Linked DNA regions of Mus musculus: all the other regions are linked to region 2. Evidence: chromatin loops called from intact Hi-C (ENCODE). Cell type or tissue: heart. All regions are shown on one strand. Region 1 has its middle 49 kb from the start of Gm41020. Region 2 holds the start of AW495222 (expressed sequence AW495222). Region 3 overlaps Homer1 (homer scaffolding protein 1).

Region 1 (2,500 bases), 470 kb after region 2:
TTATTGTAAGTACCAGCAAGGATGCTGAAAGAAGGCTGCTAACTAGGAGGAGGGTGTACCTCAGATCTAGAGCATGTACAGTGCTCTAAGTCCAATCCCCATCACGGACGGACACACACACACACACACACAAACACACACACACACACACACACACACACACACACACACACACACACACACACGGGGACGAGGGGGAGGGAGAGGGGGAGGAGGAAGAGGGAGGGGGAGGGGGAGAGAGAAAGAGATCGAGCTATGCTAAAATGTATGGATTGTGATAAGAACCAAGTCCGAAGACTGAGAAGACTATAAAATATCCACCTATGTACCACTGACTACCACACACAGGTGCTGTCCTGGTGATGAGGGGACAAAGTGCAAAGACTTGCTGTGTTCTTTTTCACTTTCTTTTTGTTTTCTTGGTTTTTTATTACAAAGTATCTCAGGCTAGCCTGGAACATGTGGTCATCATGACACAGACTCGAGTGCTGGGGTTACAGTGGTACACCACCACACCTATCTTTTTGATCTTCTCACCTTAGGAATCTTCACCTGAAGTGGAGATGGCAGGTACTGGGAAGAGTTATGCAAAGGATGAAGACAGAGTGGGAAGCTGGGGGGATGCGGAGAGTCTGCAGGACTTGGCCAGCAAGAGGCCTCTGTGGGGAAATGTTAGTGGAGATTCTGAGTAGCAGGGGGCAATTTGAGAAAGGATAAATGCCCAGACTCTAGGGAAAAAACATCATTTTGAATTGTGGGTCTGTGAAGTGCAGGAAAGACCCTGCAGGAGGTGAAGATGGCCAGGAAGCAGGAACGGAGACTGTCCTGAGGTGAAAACAGACCAAGAAGGCCTGACAGCTTAGACATGTCACTAGACAGCCAGAAGGAAGAGTGGTGTGGAGTCTCAGTGGAAGAGTGGTGGGTATACAAAGCTGGAGATGGCATATAACGCTGTGATCTATAAACAGCTTAGGATATCCAGCAAGGCGTGAGAGCAAGATTGATAGCTTTGTGTAAACAAAAGAGGAATCGATATGAAAATCATTAAATGTGGTGATAACTATAGTTTCTAAAGAGAGCTAGCTACTGCTTAATGACCCCATTCCATGTGGCTATGTTTCTTAGCAGAAGTGGCTGGCCCAGGGCTGTACTTCCCAAGGCAGGGCACCTCTCAACTTGAATTCTCTGGCTTGTAGCCCATTCATCCCCACTCTTTTGAGCCGTCTCCTTGAAAGTCAGATGACCCCATAAGGAAGAAACAAAAAATATTCTCAAAGGCAGCAAAACTGTGGCAAAGGCAAAGATAAAAGCCAATAGAAAGATTTTTAAAAATCCGACTTTTTAAAAATAAATACAATTAAATGTATATTTTTATTCACTGAAATGCTGAGAAAACTAAAATATACTAACTTGGAAATTGAATTTTTTTTCATGTGTTGATTTTGTATTTAAATTCAAAGCTAAATATCTTCATTTTTATTATTTTTTTCATGTTCTTATTCTTTGCTGATGAAAAATATTTTATAGTTTATGAAAAGGGTTATTTTTTCCTTTGGGGAATGTTTATTTTTAAAATGGCAGGTGTCTCCCAACTTCTATACAGTTAGTCAGCAGATTACAATATTTGACTTAGAGTGTTGCCACTTTATGATGATGAGACAATACAGATCAAGGAAAAAAAAATGTACTTTAAATTTTGACCTTCTCCCGGATGAGTGACCTCAGTTCAGTAGGTTCTCTTGGTATAGGGCAGCAGCTGCAGTTCCAGGGAAAACAACAGATCCTTCTCCTTAGTGTACCGTGTCGCTAGGCTGCTTAGCATCCTCAGTACATTAAATGCACTGTCGTGGGCTCTGGCAGTAAAAAGTGATAGACTATTTACTTGATGTGGTCACAAATTACATCCCATGTGCTTCAAACAGTAATAGATGTGTTTAACCCAGATGTGTTTAAATGTTACAGAATGTAATTCATGCATTGAGATATAGCATGATACCCACTGATAGGAACATCTTATGTCTTTATACATCAACCGATACATAAAAGAAAAAAAAATGAAATGAATGCATTTTAGCCTGCAATGAATGGGGTTATTAAACCAGAATTCGTTCTAAGCCAGGGAACAACTATAGCATATTGTGTGACCCCCTATAGCCAGCTTCTATTGATGCTGAGCTGTAACAAGTCTTGTAAGGAACACGGTGTGCACCAGAATGTACAACTCCCTAATCTTTACTCTGCCCCAACATTTCAACAGATATAAGATTTTTTACTCCCTCTTTGAAGATAGAGAAATTCAGTCTTAAAGTGGGTCAGCTGGTCTCCAACATATTTTTACAAGATAAATATTCTTTTCCCTGAGCCCACCAGAAAAGCCAGATTTCAACTTTAAAAGTGTTGCTGTCATTTTTTTTTAAATTCAGATCCACATTTGTTTAAATCACTGAAAGTCTGCCATAGGCTGGGCACTGTGTGAGCCTCTGTGTTTAATCCTCAGAGA
Region 2 (2,500 bases):
GAGTTCACCACCACTCCCAGCAAGTACAGGGCGAGGGGAGATGAAGAGATTACTAAAACAGAAACAAACCCATTACCTTCACTCAGCAAATACTGGCAAACACTGGCTCCCACCTTGAGCTGATGCATAACAATGATAGAAACAGAGACATCACTTTCTTATATTAGTCTCCCCAGAATTAAGGACACTGGATGGTTTTTGAGTAAAGATTCTTTAAAAGACCAATTATGGACTAGTCTCTGAAGCAGTATTTTCCATTCAAATGAAGCCTTTGGCAAATGCTGTTATTTTTAAATATGGCAAACACAGAGACTGAACATTGGGTTGGTTTCCACTGCTCTTTTATTTTAAAGGTGTTAATGAATTTATCTGTTTTCATTGCGTGTACATGTATGTGTTCATGTCTGCGTGTGGGTGTGTGCAGGTGTGCTCTCCCAGAACTGAAGTAACGGGGCTGCCCATCGAGGATGCTGGGAACTGACCTCTGCTTCTCTGCAGGAGAAGCACACACAGTGCTCTTAACCACTGAGCCATCTCTCTGGCCTCCGATCTTTTACCTTAATAAATATTTGAAGGCTAGTACATGGTGTTTCACAAACAAGAATCTCATGTATGTTATGTAATAATTTTAATTACATAATTGTGTTTTTAAAAAAGTAACAAGTAACTTTGCTTAGCTTGCATTTAGCCATGAATGGGGGTAAAGAGGGGAAAGCAGGTGACAGAACACTGGCTTTTGCAGAGTTCTAGAAAGAAAACGGGAAGGGAGGATTAAAGCTCAGAACTAGCTGACTCGAGATAGGATGCATCAATTCAGGGGAAATCCAATATTTAGTTCTAAACCTGAATGAAGTTAGGGGGTTTTTATCACTGTTTTGTTTTTAAGGGGTTTTTGAAGATTCTAATTTATACGATGAGAACTGAGGGGAAATGAAAGAGATGAACTCAGGAGGAACTGCTAAATGTATAGAAATGGGAACAGAATACCTCGATGTACTCAGTTAAGTGTTAATGAGCAGAGGACCTTTCTGGAAGTCGGGTTTTTTGTTGTTCATTTCTTTATGGGAATGAGAACTGCCTGCTCTAACCTCCCAAAGAGTCGACATAAACTAGATAAACGTAAGACTACTTTACACCACATAAAAGTGTTCTCATATTTCCTAAATTAGTTTGAGTTACTCTGAAATTATTTTTCAGTCTGCCAAAATTAGAGATTTTTTTTTTCAGGGAAACAGAGCGACTTCGCCGATGTTTCTGCACTAGAGGGCGCTCTGGCACTGTTGGGAAAGAGGACCCTAAAATGGAGCCCAGGGAGAGGAAGCAGAAGGAAAAACAAAAAAACCAAAAACATCAGAAAAATTGAGGCTAGAATACAGCGATGTTTAACTCTCAAGGGGTGGCTTCTCTGTCCTTTTTCCTGAGCATGGGGACAAATTTGTTTTGTTTTCTGAGGGCAGCTGGCCTTGCCTGAGTCCTGGCTGTAAACTTGAGTTCGCTGCAGCAGGCAGGACCGGCTTCCTGCAAGCTTGCATCAATGAGAAGGCCCAAGGGTAAGTACCTGAGCTCTCAGGTTAACCTAGAAATTAACTGTATAGTGTGTTTGTTCGGCTCATTACTAACCATCTCTACGTCTGCGCTGATTCTTTAGGATAAATACTCCATTTTATAAGAGAGCAGGCCAGCCAGCCAAGAGTTAAGTAAAGGATAGATTTAAACCCCAGAGTCCCCACTCGGAAGCTCATGTTTACAATGGCCCCTAAAACGTCAGTTCTCTGTAAAAGTTAGGGTTTTGTTTCTCCCACAAGGTAAATAGGACCCTGGTCACAGGAATCTGGATGTTGGGGGCTCAATGAACCCAGTGAATGTATGCAAAATAAGAGTCGTGGTAAAGCTAAGTCATAGAACAAGGGCTTCTGGGAACGCGCATAGGGGCTTTATCTTGATGACAACAGTCAATGTGGGAAGACCCTTCATAATTGTGGACACCACATTCCCTGGGCAGGGGATCCTGGGTAAAGTGCAGGAAGCCAGTTAGCAGCTGTCCAGGGGCTTGCAATCATTTTAGACTATGGATGTGACATGACCAGTTCTCTCAAGCCACTGTCACTGTGACTTCCCCACTCTGAAGGACTGTAACCTGGACCTGTGAACTGAAAGAAACCCTTTCTCCCTGAATTCGCTTCTGTCAGGGTATTTTTTTCCCCCACAGAAACAGGAAGGAAACTAAGACAGAAGCAAAGCAGAATCAATGCATATAAAAATGTTGTGTAAGTGGTTAACAATTGTACACAGAGAAGCTCTTGATTCCCACTGGTGGGGAAGACTAGACCCACACACACGGGACCACTGTCCCTGTCCCTCAAAAGAAAAGGACATTAGTTCGCCTAAGGATGATTGTGAGAGGGAAATGAAACGTAACAGAGGGAAAGCAAGGATGTGAGAGGTGATACTCAGATCCTCTGGCGTGTGCCTGCCAGAAAATGTCTGGGGTTCACCACTA
Region 3 (2,500 bases), 380 kb after region 2:
GTATTCTAGAACATTCAAGTACGTGCAGGACCTAGAGGTAGGTAATCAGGACAGTGGAAATATGCTGTAGGAGGGTAACTCTTAAGAACTCCTTCAATTCTACTGCATGGACTGTCATAAAGACAGCAGGCCTGACCCCACTCAGCTCCACCGGCTCTGAATGTAATTACTTGCTAACCCATACGTTAGTTAATATTATCAAGTCATACAGTGCTGCAACCAAGAGAAGATCAGGGAGCTAGGGCTATATATCCTTTGGATTGTTAGCCTTCAAACTGTAAAGCTAAATAAATGCCTTTCTGATAGCTGGTACTGTTCTAATAATGAAACAGTGACTGACAGAAATTTTCTTATCATTTAACATTAATACAAAACAGAGATGCCAGGGATGTTCATTAAATAAACTAACCCATCATAAAGCTGAAGACTATGTTGCTTCATATAACTCAATATAATAAGGGAGTTAGTTTCTACAAATAACTTGAGGGGAAAATGCTATTACTCTAAGAATAATCACTTTTTGTTTTCTAAAGTTAAGCTTCAAAAAGTCTAGAAGAAATATTTTAATGAAAACAGAAATATGAATGAAACTGAACTTCTATGTTGTACAAAGCAAGAGAGTAAGATTATTTGAAGTAAATGTAGCTTACCTTTGAGCCATCTAAACTGATTATCCTATACACATTTCTTGTGCTGTCATAAAAATAAGATACAGTAACTGCATGCTTGCTGGTGGGTACCCAGTTCTTCTTTGTGTTCGGGTCAATCTGGAAGACATGAGCTCGAGTGCTGAAGATAGGTTGCTCCCTGAGGAAAGAACAGTTTTACTTCATTAGACAAGTGAACATAAAAGCTATACAAGTGACTACATTAACGAGAAACTTACATATATCCGCAAATAAAATAATCTTTCTTTCCAGTATGAAGTGTAAGTAGTCCAATATAAACTTTGTTAAAACAATTACACCCGATTCTTGCTACTCAGAGATTCTGTACACATGAATTCAGTTACCCACTAACGTCATCAGTAACTCTGCAGGCTTCTGTCAACTCGACACCACTAGAGTCACCTGAAGAGGAAACCTCAACTCAGGAATTGCATGCATTGAATTGGCTTTTGGATGCAGTCTCTGAGGAATATTTTTTGATTAAGGATTCATGGGGCAGGGGGTGTCCAGCTCAATGTTGGCCATGCCACCTTTGAACAGGTGGTTGTGGGTTGTGTCAGAAAGTAAGCTAGGCAAGGCAGTCGCAATGTTCATCTGTAAGTCCTGCTTCAGGTCCTGCTTCAGGTCCCGTCCAGGCTTTCCTCAATAATGAACTGTAAGCACTAAGCCAAATAAACCACTTCCTCCCCCAAGCTGCTTTTGGTTATTGTTTTATCAAAGCAGTGAAGAACCAAACTTAATAGTCAAGTAAGAACTTGTGGCTTTTTTTTTTTTAAGTTTTTGCTGTATACACAGAACACTGGGAAACGGGACTCACCTAGCCTATACTTTCCACCAGAAGATGAACAAGACAATACTGCCATCTTGTTTCAGCACTCAGACTATACAAGCAGCTGTCTTTTTAGTGGTTTGTTTAGCTTTTTTTTTTTTTTTTTTTTTTTTTTTGCATTTCTGTGCCATTGTAGATGCTTTCACTGCTTAAAATGGCCCCTCAGCAAAATGTTGAAGTGCTTCTAAGTGCTACATACTCATGGTGGAAAGTTAATGTGCCTTATGGAGAAAAGTGTGTTAGATAAGCTTGACTCAGGCATAACTCATACTATAATTGGTCACGTGTTCAATGTTAAAGCAGCAACAATAATAAATGAAAGCACACATCAACTGGGTGTTGTGCTCCCAGCATTTAGGAAGCAGAGACATGGAATCTTTAAGCTCAAGTCCAAACTGAGCTGCAAACATAATGAGAGACCATGTCTATAAATAAATTAGATAGATTGATAGAAAAAAGAAAGAAAGAAAGAAAGAGAAAATAAAGAAAGAGAGAAGGGAAGGGAAGGGGAGGGGAGGGGAGGGGAGGGAAGGGAAGGGAAGGGAAGAAGAAAGAAAGAAAGAAAAGAAAAGAAAAGAAAAGAAAAGAAAAGAAAAGAAAAGAAAAGAAAAGAAAAGAAGAAAGAAAGAAAGAAAAGAGAGAGAGAAAGAAAGAGAAAGTGAAAGAAAGAAAGACAGACAGACAGACAGACGTGTGAGAACTGTATGTGAAACAATGTTATGAACTGACTGGTTTATAAAAATGTGATGAGAGGCTTATAGAAACATGACATAATATTCCCTAGGAGCAAAAGTTCACCATTTGCTAATTAGGTATTCCTAGAACCTTTACAGATCCTGGTTGTTATGACTAGTAGGATATACCGTAGACTAGACTATAAAGTCAAGAAGTCCTTCCATTTGACCCTGCTGTAACATTTTACATTTACACCCCATGCATCATTCTGTACTAACTGAAAGGTCCCCTTCAATATACTATCCTTTCCTGAAAAGTCTATGGAGGA

The links. Hi-C counts contacts between places; a loop is a spot of excess contacts. Peaks named below come from ENCODE experiments on the same cell type or tissue, not always from the same donor. Only the 100,000 strongest peaks of a DNase experiment are listed, where the experiment ranks them.
Region 1: it touches region 2 in a loop (4-fold over the local background); 4 of 42 quality-filtered maps call a loop at or near these places.
Region 3: it touches region 2 in a loop (2.5-fold over the local background); 5 of 42 quality-filtered maps call a loop at or near these places.

The regions. Positions count from the first base shown.
Region 1 is chr13:93,246,270-93,248,769 of GRCm38, reverse strand. No RefSeq gene overlaps it. Among named protein-coding and RNA genes, the nearest start is that of Gm41020, 49 kb to the right of the region's middle. In heart, no CTCF peak of the experiment used is centred here; no DNase peak of the experiment used is centred here.
Region 2 is chr13:93,717,934-93,720,433 of GRCm38, reverse strand. The region is part of intron 13 of Dmgdh (dimethylglycine dehydrogenase precursor); the gene reads right to left. It overlaps AW495222 (expressed sequence AW495222), which reads left to right and starts at 1,259. Exons shown (of 3, transcript NR_045086.2): 1 at 1,259-1,550. In heart, a CTCF peak has its summit at 1,258 (motif pointing right); no DNase peak of the experiment used is centred here.
Region 3 is chr13:93,340,063-93,342,562 of GRCm38, reverse strand. Homer1 (homer scaffolding protein 1) reads right to left here. Exons shown (of 10, transcript NM_147176.4): 2 at 651-807. Among named protein-coding and RNA genes, the nearest start is that of Homer1, 38 kb to the right of the region's middle. In heart, a CTCF peak has its summit at 1,523; no DNase peak of the experiment used is centred here.